2 separate regions of the Mus musculus genome follow, and region 1 is linked to region 2. A link is a loop called in an ENCODE intact Hi-C map of the cell type or tissue named here. Cell type or tissue: gastrocnemius. All regions are shown on one strand. Links, peaks and the distances in the headings refer to the core of each region. The heading gives the core; the rest is flanking DNA.

Region 1 (5,372 bases), core at 88-5,087, 120 kb after region 2:
GAAAGAAAGAAAGAAAGAAAGAAAGAAAGAAAGAAAGAAAAAATTAATTTAAATTTATAATATTTACACTGAAGTTTCAGCTCTTTGGCCACTAAGAACTAGTCACTCACTTTAAATGCTCAATAGCCATATGTGCGTATGGCCAGAGGCAACAATATTGACAATACACACACAGAGCATTTTATCACCACAGAATGTCAGAGGACAGCTCTCGGGGTCTCTAAAGCCAGGAACCGGGATGGGCCCGTTAGAGCAGTGACTCTCAGCTGGGCTGTCCTTAAGAGTCATCTTGGGAGTCTTATAAAAACTCCTGACCCCAAGCCCTCACCGCAAAGATTTGAGTGAGTCCCTCTCAGAAGCTTCCTGAAGATCTAGAGGTGTAAAAGTCTCCTGGGTGATTCCCGTGAGTGGCCCAAGTTGAGAGGCATTGCAGAGGGAAGGAAGAAAAGAGACCCCAAGGGTACAAAGTCTTTGGAATAGGGTGGACACCCCTAACAATAGAGGTTAATAGAGAAGCCCCCAAGGACAGACAAACCTTGCAGGACCCTGGAAAAGAAGGAACATGGTTCAAGGCAGATGTTTCCAGAAACTCTGAGCTTGAAGGCAGCCTGGTCTTGCAGGCCTCAGATCGGTGACATGGGCTTCACCTGAGACCTTGAAGACATGCTGTCTGGCTACACCCCAGGCTCTCTGAGTCACAACCTGCGTTACCAAGATTCCCGAGATGAGTCATTACATCAACAGAGTTTGAGCTGATAACTATTGGATTCCAAAATCCAGAGGTCATTGGTGATCTTGGCAAGTGGTTCGGGTGGAAAATGGAGATGAAGCTCTTTTGAAGTTGGCTGAAGAGTGGAAGTGGTTAGAAATTAAGAGTCCAGCCTGTGTGGAGGGGAGCAGCAAAGGAGGGTGTGGGACATTGGCCTGAAGGCAGGACACTGGCCCAAAGGCAGCTTCTTAAAAAGGAAGATGCCAGACCTGGGGTCGGAGAGTGGAGGTCCCCATCCATCCAGAGCTGTTTCCATTTGTGTTCTCAGAGACGGGGGCGTGAAGTCAGGGAGAAGGTACAGGAAGTCAGAGGGACAGACCTGACCCGGAACTGCCTATGCAGTGTTGGGGCAATGATAGATGACAGAAGGGAAACGCTGGGCCCTCCCTAAGATCCAGCCCCTCTCTCCAGGACCCCCAGCTGAGCCTCTGGAGCCCACAAGGCCCCTCCCTACACTCCCGGTCCGCAGGATCCACTCGCCATCTGAGAGGAAGCACGAGCGGCACCCAAGGCCCCCACGGCCGCCTCTTGGGGACCGGCCATCCACTCCAGGTGCCAAACCCAACATCTGCGATGGCAACTTCAACACAGTGGCCCTCTTCCGAGGGGAGATGTTTGTGTTCAAGGTACGGAGAGCGATCAGCTCTACCCACTGTCCCTTTCCCCGCCGCAGAGCTGGGCAGGCTCCGGCTCCAAGTCGGGGTACTGTGGGGCCTGGATAGGAACTGATCTGGGGGCCGGGACCCAGAGTCTCTTTCTGGTGCTGATAGGTTAATCAATTTGGTTCTACAAGGTGACAAGGAGAGACTGGAGAACTGACAGCTTCCAAGAAGCCAGTGCTCAGGAAAATGCCGGAGATGGGGGTCTGTGACTTTGGACAAGTCACCCTCTTCTTCAGACCTCAGCTATTCACTTGGGGGGGTCATTCTTCTGGCACAGGATGTGTGAAGATTAGAGGCTAAGAAGATGCAGAGTGGAGGCTGGTCACGGTGGCAGGGTCTACAGCTCCTGCCAGGGCATGAGTGGCTGGTACTGGCCAGGCCGTATCATGTTCCCTGTCCTGTGCCTGTCATGTGATCCATGGGCTGGCTAGATCCTTGGGGAAACACGCTGAGATAGAGTTGGGATGAGGGGTTCTGGTTAAGGAGACAGCTTTAGAATCAACAGCTGTGGCCAGAAGGATGGAGAAGCCAGTCAAGACAAGGGGGAAAGCAGAGGAGACACAGACCTGGTGCTAACTCAGCCCCTTAATGGAAATGCTGAAGCTAGAATGGCCGGCCCATCAGAGCCATTCCATGCTGGGTGCAAAAGGGGGACTACACCATCACAGAAGAGCTGGAGGCTGCCTGCTGGTACACCCCAGACACTAGGAAGTACCCTTCATCAAATGGGAGCTGCAAAACAGGTCTCCATGGCACTGGGTGGAAGAGAAGAGCCACCCCATTTTCCTTCGTAAGGTCTCCCCAGCAAACTTCAATCACTAAGAATCAGGCCACATAGGCTAGCCCCTTTCTGCCTCTCACTAAGCGACTGGCTCTAGGCATGCCCCTTGGCCTTCCTTAAGACTCTGTATATGTCAGACTGACTTGACAGAGTTTTGCAGGTCAGAATAAAGTATTTTAAAAACTGGACCAGAAAGTGATTTGTAAAAACACTTTAAAATGGCCACCTTCAGGGTTAAGAGTGCTTATTGCTCTTGCAGAGGACCTGGGTTCAGTTCCCAGTACACACATGGGGGCTCACAAGTGCTTCTAGCCAGCTCCAAAGAACCCAGTGCCCTCTTCTGATGTCTGCAGGCTCATGCACACATGCCTTGTACATTCATTCATACACTCAGACACAAACCCATACACATAAATGAATTTTTAATAAAACTCTAGGTTTGTACTATCTTCTGAGTCATGTTCCTACTGCAGCTCTCGTACCTCTTTGATCCTCTCAACAAAGTGTTCACAGGCCATGTGTGGGTTTTACCATCTTTTTTACCATGCTGGGATTCCCACCAGACCGGGGCCAAGCCCAACTGATATTGGTAACTCTCTGCTGCCCTCCCGTGGTCACTCCTGGCCATGGCAGTCTCCTTTCAAGTCTTTCCACACCTCTCCCACACCCATCTGCCTCTTGTCTCATAGTCTTGGACAGCAGGAGGCTGATGTAGAGTTAGTTACATCCTGTCTTCTTTAAAGAGTTGGAAGAAACAGATGGACAGACTCTATGGGAGGTTGTGAGTCTGAGCCCCAGGGTTGGGGTTGGGTTGTTGGGCCTGGGCCCTGGGGCTGAGATCACTGAATTCAGAGGTAAAAACCTGCCACCTGCCTCTCTCCTCTTCACTTCCCCCATTCCTCCCGCCTCCCAGGATCGCTGGTTCTGGCGCCTGCGCAATAACCGGGTGCAGGAAGGCTACCCCATGCAGATCGAACAGTTCTGGAAGGGCCTGCCCGCCCGCATAGACGCAGCCTATGAAAGAGCTGACGGGAGATTCGTCTTCTTCAAAGGTAACGTGGGCGTTTCCACGTCCCTTTTGAGGCTTCCTTTTTCCTATCGAAACCAGAAGAGGTGGTGTGGGAAACAGATGCCCTGCATGGGCTGACAATGACTTCTGAAGGGTCAGGTTTCTGCAGAAAGGAAACTCTGGGAAGTCAAGAAAGGGCCAAAGTTGATGGGGTGAAAAATTCCATCCATACAAAGTCCAGGGCAAGACAAGGAAGGCCACCCATACTTCACTAGAGGTCATTCTCTCAGTTCTGTAAGAGCGCAAGCACACCAACAGGATAGAGGAAAGGGGAAAGAGGGGGAAGCAAGCTAACATGCCTAGCCTGGGCTAGCTCTGTTCTGAGTTGTTTCATATTGGTAACCTTGACTTAACCTAATGTTGAGCAGCCGGGGATCTTGGGAAGGCACAGGATATAAGGGGGTGGGGCTGTACCATCAGAGTTAGGAGAGGGTATAGCAGATGAAGGAGTGTGAGGATCTGAGACAGCCGTGAGTTGATGTGTGGAGAGTGCATTAAGTCCCGAGTGCTGTGCAGTGTTGACATGAGCCAGCCACGTCAAGGACAGAGGAACTTGGATGCATGGGAAATTGGTGACTTTCTGCCTATGGGTCAGGCTTTGAATTGGCAGAGCCTTGTTGTGGTCCAGGTGTGAATGTTTATGAACAGTTGACCAGTGTGTACAAAAAAACTAAGTAACTCGCTGGGCAGTGGTGGTGCACGCCTTTAATCCCAGCACTTGGGAGGCAGAGGCAGGCGGATTTCTGAGTTTGAGGCCAGCCTGGTCTACAGAGTGAGTTCCAGGACAGCCAGGGCTACACAGAGAGACCCTGTCTCAAAAAAAACAAAAACAAACAAACAAACCAAAAACCCTAAGTAACTGCAGCTTCCTCCATCCTGAGACTGCTCACCTACAGGGGCTTCCACTGGGACTGCTCCACCTGACCCCAGCTGTGGGGAGCAGTAGCATGCGATGTCATAGGAGTGGCTAAGATCACCAAAAAACAAAAGAGGGTCAAGACAAGCTACACCTGTAATCCCAGCCCTTGGAAGGCAGAGGTGGGAGGATCGCAGAATGGCTGAGACAAATCTGCTCTCCATAATGAATTCCAAGCTAGCCAGGGATTAAAAAAAAAAAAAAGATGTTGTCTCAAAAGGGACATCAAGCCGGGCAGTGGTGGCGCACGCCTTTAATCCCAGCACTTGGGAGGCAGAGGCAGGCGGATTTCTGAGTTCAAGGCCAACCTGGTCTACAAAGTGAGTTCCAGGATAGCCAGGGCTACACAGAGAAACCTTGTCTCGAAAAACAAACAAACAAACAAACAAAAAACAAAAGTGACATCAAAACCAAGATGGTGGGACAGAGAACCTATGTAGTATGGTGCACATTGCCCAAAAGCTACGATTGGCTTTTGCTCCACAGGTCTGCTGGGCCAGGGGCTAAAACTCACATTCCGGCTTCATGAATGAAGATGGGCAAGTGGGAGCACTGTGCCAGCCCTGAGCGGCTCACGGAGGCTGATTCTGTGTTCTCTTCTCTGCAGGAGACAAGTACTGGGTTTTCAAAGAAGTGACGGTGGAACCTGGGTACCCCCACAGCTTGGGGGAGCTGGGAAGCTGCCTGCCCCGTGAAGGAATTGACACAGCTCTGCGCTGGGAACCTGTGGGCAAAACCTACTTCTTCAAAGGCGAACGATACTGGCGCTACAGCGAGGAGCGGCGAGCCACAGACCCTGGCTACCCCAAGCCCATCACCGTGTGGAAGGGCATCCCGCAGGCTCCGCAAGGGGCCTTCATCAGCAAGGAAGGATGTATGTAAGGGCCAAGCTGAGGTGGGAATGGGGAGTTAATCTTATGTGGTTCTCAAGGGCCAGGCATCTTCTCTGGAGTATCCCAATTGGAGTGATGTAATTTGATAGCCGACAAATGGCCCCAAATGGACCATGTTCACATAGTAAATTAACTTGCAGTGATGGATAGGAGGTGGTTCAAAGGTTACTTTTCATGGGGCTTGAAGGCTACCCTGGCAATCTCCGTATGCCATCAGGTCTCCCTATCAGATTAGAAGCTTCTCTAAGGAGGCTCAGACTTTACCAGGTACAGAACAAGCAT
Region 2 (5,372 bases), core at 201-5,200:
CCTGAAGAACTCTACTAAGAAAGGGAACTAACTATAAGATGTGAAGGTCCCTGCATCATTATCACTACTATTTGGGAGACGGGCGCTCTAATCCAACATCTGAAATAGCTCCCACACCTTTATAAAACTACCAAAGAAATATGCAATTATTATTTATTATTATTATCATTATTATTTATAATAATAGGCTAAGAAGGTAAGCAATCAAAACAAACTTTGGGGATTGACAGAGTAATAATAATGGTAACCACAATGAGCAGCCAAAACAGGCTCCAAGAATATTTTAGTAACCTTTTAATCTAGTTCCCTAGCATTCCTACATTTCAGCTTTGAAAGCAAATTCTTCTCCTAAATTGCCTCCTTCAGCGTGTTAAAGAACGTCTCGGGTTCACTGTTCTTCGTGATCACCTGGAGGGATGTTAGGAATCATACCGCCCAACCTTTCTAAACCTCCGTTTCCTTATCTGTGTTAAAAGTTGGAACTCAAGGCCGCGCAGTGGTAGCGCACACCTTTGATCCCAGCACTTGGGAAGCAGAGGCACGTGGATTTATGAGTTCGAGACCAGCCTGGTCTACAGAGAAAAATCCTGCCTCAAAAAACCAAAAGAGAGCAAGAGAGAAAGAGAGAGAGAGAGATGAATTCAACATATGGCTCAAGCTATTGAAGATTTCTGGGTTTGGTAGAAGGCACCTGTAGTCCCAGCACTAAGAGGGCAGTGGTAGGAGGACGTCCACAAGTTCAAGGCCAGCCTCATCTATATGAGTTTCAAGGCCAGTCAAATCTACACAGGGAGAGCCTGTCTCAAAAGTAAACTCACTTTCAAAAAAAGTCAACAGCCTGCATGCACATTGACTGATCCAAAACTATGTGATCATTAAAGGTTAGCCATTCCTCTCTCTGCCTGTCCTGACACACTCGCTCAGTGAGGTATTCTGGCTTCAAGGACAGAGCAAGTATTTCTCACCTCTTCTTAAGGCAAATGCAGAGGAATGCAATGAAGAAAAGACTGCTCATCTACAGTTTCTATAGGGAAATTCAGCCGCCCCTTCACCTGCGACCATTTCACCTTGATCTGTTCAGTTCTTTCAGTAATATTCAAATGGATCAAAATTAACTTTAAATATGTAGCGGTGTATAGAAAAATCTCACACCCATTCTCTCATCCACTCACCTAATTCCTGCCCGTCCCTCTCCCATCAACACTGTTTGGTTCCTTATGTAGTCCTCAAAACTATATACAAAGCTATCTTGAAATTAAGCTAATGTTTTCAAAGTAAGTTCTGGGATCACCTGGGAGAAAGAAGAAAAAGTGAGAGGAGTCACCTATCCTCATCTATTTATTCTAAGGTTGTGCCCTATACACCCCCCTCCCCCGCAACACACAGACACACACCCTACACCACCACATGTATAGGACATCAATCATTACACTTAATAAGCTAGACACTAAACAGAACAATAACTGATTACCCTTCAGCCCTTATATGCACCTGAAATACACTAACACTTGACACATCTATCTCCTCTGAATTTGACAATAGCCTTAAAGGGTGAATTAAATGAGTAAACAACGGCCCTGAAAGGTAACTTGCCCGAGGGAGAAAGAGAATAGGGCTTTGAACTAAAGTTCTTCCCCCAAAGCATGTATCCCTACGCTAGTAAAAGAGTCTTCTGCACCCGTTGGAGCTCAGCCTAATGTGAGATACAGGCGTGAAAGGGCAGACAACAAAGAAATATGCAATTACAGGCAAAGAAAATAGAGCATCAGAAAACGAATTGGGTGATCTGATAGAATAACAACCGGGGGGCCTACTTTAGAAAAGGAGGAGGAACGTTGAGGCCTCTGGGAAGATGACATTTATCATAAGCTTGGGAACCGTTTGGGGGCGGGGGGGCGCTGCAGTGAAGAGGACCCCGTCCTGCTCACAAGGGGCAAACACGAGACCAGTAGAAGATGAAGCCAACTCGCCAAGGTCCTCCAGACACGCAGACGTGGCGCAGGGAAATGAGGATCTAGAAACTCGGCCCAGGGCTTAGACGCGCCATCAATACCCCAGGCAGCTCGACTCCACTCGGCCCAGACCCGCAGGCCTCCAAGCTGGCCACTGCCCTCCGTCCCAACGCGGCTGACAGCGTCCGGACCGCACACAGGACAGCGCCGCGGCCAGCCAAGGGGGATCTGGACGGTCCGCAGCGGCCTGGAAAGGCCTCTTCCCCGGCCCCTGGCCAGCTCCAGCCTGGCCCGCCCCGCCCCGCCCCTCCGGGCCGGCCTCGTACCTGCACCGCCCGGACCAGGCCTCGGCCGGTGAGCTGGCCCTGCCGCAGCTGCAGCAGGATGTTACCCGGCCGCGGTCGACCTCCCCAGCCGCCCCACGCCGCCGCGGTAGCTGCCAACCGCCTCCCCCGGCTGGCCCCAGCTCCAGCCGCTGCGGGCGCTGCCGCCATGTCTCCTCGTCCGACAAACAGGAAGCAAGCGGTCCCGGAGCCGTGTCGATTTCTACGGGGCGGCGGAGGACTCTCTACATCGCCCCTAGTGGACTGACGCGGAGGTGCAAGCCGCGTGGCAGGGACTGTGCGTGCCCCGACGCCTTATGGGAACTGTAGTCTTTACCGAGGGGGAGCAGGTAGCTGAGATGTGGCTCTTCCTGGCCCTCCAGTTTGCTGAGTGGGATACCTCCAGCATTTCTTCGAGGTTGCTCCAAGTGGAAAACCAGTCACTATGTGCACAAGCTCTCAAAATTTTCGCTAGCTGGAAATGATGCAAGCCCAGTGTCCAGGGAAAAATTCTAGGCCCTAGGCCAGAGTTGACACTTGACACGTGTCCCCTTCCTTTTACAATTGACTTTAGCCAAGTCACTACACATTACCCCTAGCCCTCAGTCCATTCAATATTTAGGTCCTGGGAGCCAGACTAGTCAACTAATATTTTTATTACAATTAACAAATATGTGCTTTATGTAAATGAGACGTAAAGGACCATCAATGCTATTGCTTATTCGAAGAAAATGGCGAAAAATATTTCATTTACAGATAGATGTCAAAAAATAGTTCCTAAAGGCACCAGCTGTACTCCTCATACTGAATATATAGGTGAGGTGGAGGGCGAGGTGATAAGCAGAACAGCAGAGGGCCCTGTTAGGGGACGAGGGTTTCAGGGGACCACAGCTAATCCACACAAACAAATGTAGTTATTTATTTGGCAAACTGTATCCCCTATCAAATAGAATATTGCCCTCATTTTCCCCGCAAGTAGAACTGAATTCACTGGCTCCGACAAACCTCGGAAGCAGGGTGGTGCTGACTCTCCCCACTTTCTCTTCTAGGAGGCTATCTTGTAACAAAAATAAGTTGAGTGTGCCAAATTAGGATGCCATGAAGTTTGCTACTTGTAACTAAGGTGGCTATAATTTGTTGCCCAAACCAAAAGTCCTTAAAAAGTGAAATGATGTAATAAGTAACTTGCAGTGGAACAACAGCAGGCATTTGAGATCGCTGCCAAGGCAAACTAGACTGTGACTGACATCTGCATGCTACTTGCAAGGTGTGGCTCCCACTCGCTCCAGCAGATCACTGCCTGGTGACCTGGTTTAAGACAAAGAAAATAGGATAAGGAGAGATGAGTCAGTGGGTAGAAGCACTGGCTGCCAAAACTGACGACCTAAGTTGTTGGGTCCAATGAACCCATGTTGGTGAAAGGAGAAAATAATTCCTCCAAACTGCCCTCTAATCAATCTCTCTCTCCCTCTCCCTCTCCCTCTCCCTCTCCCTCTCCCTCTCCCTCTCCCTCTCCCTCTCCCTCTCCCTCTCCCTCTCCCTCTCCCTCTCTCTCTCTCTCACACACACACACTTTAAATGTAATTTTTTTTGTTGTTTTGGGGTTTTTTTGTTTTTGTTTTTCAAGACAGGGTTTCTCTGTGTAGCCCTGGCTGTCCTAGAACTCACTCTGTAGACCAGGCTGGCCTCGAACTCAGAAATCTGCCTGCCTCTGCCTCCCAAGTTCTGGGATTAAAGGAACGTGCTACCACTATTCGGCTTAAATGTAATTTTTTAAAAAAGATTTATTTATTATTATACATAAGTACACTGTAGCTGTCTTCAGACACACCAGAAGAGGGTGTCAGATCTTATTACGGATGGTTGTGAGCCACCATGTGTTTGCTGGGATTTGAACTCAGGACCTCTGGAAGAGCAGTCAGTGCTCTTACCTGCTGAGCCATCTCGCCAGCCCTAAATGTAATTTTTTTTAAAAGATTTATTTATTGATTATATGTAAGTACACTGTAGCTGTCTTCAGACACTCCAGAAGAGGGAGTCAGATCTTGTTACGGATGGTTGTGAGCCACCATGTGGTTGCTGGGATTTGAACTCCTGACTTTCGGAAGAGCAGTCGGGTACTCTTACCCACTGAGCCATCTCACCAGCCCCTAAATGTAATTTTTAAAGTTAAATTTTTTTATTGAAAGAGAGCAAGAAGAGGGAGGGTTTAGAGGGAGGAAAGGGAAGAAAAATGACATAATTACATAATACTCTCAAAAGTAAAAGAAATAATTTTTTAAAAAAGGAAAAAACTTTATAAAATAAAAGCCATAAAACTGCATTAAAAAAAAAAAAAAGCCGGTCAGTGGTGGCGCACCCTTTAATCCCAGCACTTGGGAGGCAGAGGCAGGCTGATCTCTGAGTTCGAGGCCAACCTGGTCTACAGAGTGAGTTCCAGGACAGCCAGGGCTACACAGAGTAATCTGTAATCCTGTCTCAAAAACAAAAACAAAAAACAAAAAACAAAACACAAAACAAAGAAAACAGAAAAACCTGCATTTTTCAGTGCAATTGTCCCATCATGAAATCTGAATGAACCAAATAAAACCCTGTGTGTTTGTGATTGTTGGAGAAGAATCAGAAACAGGAAGTTTATCCTGTGATAAAGGAGATTTTTTTTCCAACGGACAAAAAGCAAAAACCAAACCAAAACAAAACAAAACAAAAGAAATAGGTCTTTAACTTTACAGTTAAATCTAAAATTCATCTTAGAAATATAAATGTAACAAAATCAAAGTGTAGTTTTAAAACTGGGTTTAGGGACAGAGAAGTACACCGGCATAGATTCACACCCACAAAAATCCAAAATAAGTGGGTTTTGAAATATAAGTTATATGTGCACAGAGCTGTTAGAAGTACAAAGCATTAAAAGGCAGCAGTGAATGAAGACCATCTTTTACGATTTGGGGGGAGAAATGCCTTCTTAAGCATAAAGTCCAGAGCCATGACAGGAAGATTAATAAAACTGACCTCAACATTCTAAGCGAGACAGCATGAACAAGCATAGAAAGCGCACGGCATTCTGGGAAAGTTAGTTTAGGATGTATGAAGAGCT

What was found. A loop is a pair of places that touch in the nucleus more often than their neighbours do. Peaks named below come from ENCODE experiments on the same cell type or tissue, not always from the same donor. Only the 100,000 strongest peaks of a DNase experiment are listed, where the experiment ranks them.
Region 1: a loop joins it to region 2, with 6 times the contacts of the local background. A loop is called at or near these places in 8 of 42 quality-filtered maps.

Annotation. Positions count from the first base shown.
Region 1 is chr2:155,809,092-155,814,463 of GRCm38, forward strand. It overlaps Mmp24 (matrix metallopeptidase 24), which reads left to right. Exons shown (of 9, transcript NM_010808.4): 6 at 1,181-1,395; 7 at 3,126-3,264; 8 at 4,805-5,071. Among named protein-coding and RNA genes, the nearest start is that of BC029722, 7.5 kb to the right of the region's middle. In gastrocnemius, for the core only: a CTCF peak has its summit at 2,825 (motif pointing left); DNase peaks (open chromatin) are centred at 1,255, 2,818 and 3,120.
Region 2 is chr2:155,689,861-155,695,232 of GRCm38, forward strand. It overlaps Trpc4ap (transient receptor potential cation channel, subfamily C, member 4 associated protein), which reads right to left and starts at 2,524. Exons shown (of 19, transcript NM_001163452.1): 1 at 2,279-2,524. The coding sequence starts at 2,446. In gastrocnemius, for the core only: a CTCF peak has its summit at 2,535; a DNase peak (open chromatin) is centred at 2,510; H3K4me3 peaks cover 2,235 bases; H3K27ac peaks cover 1,445 bases.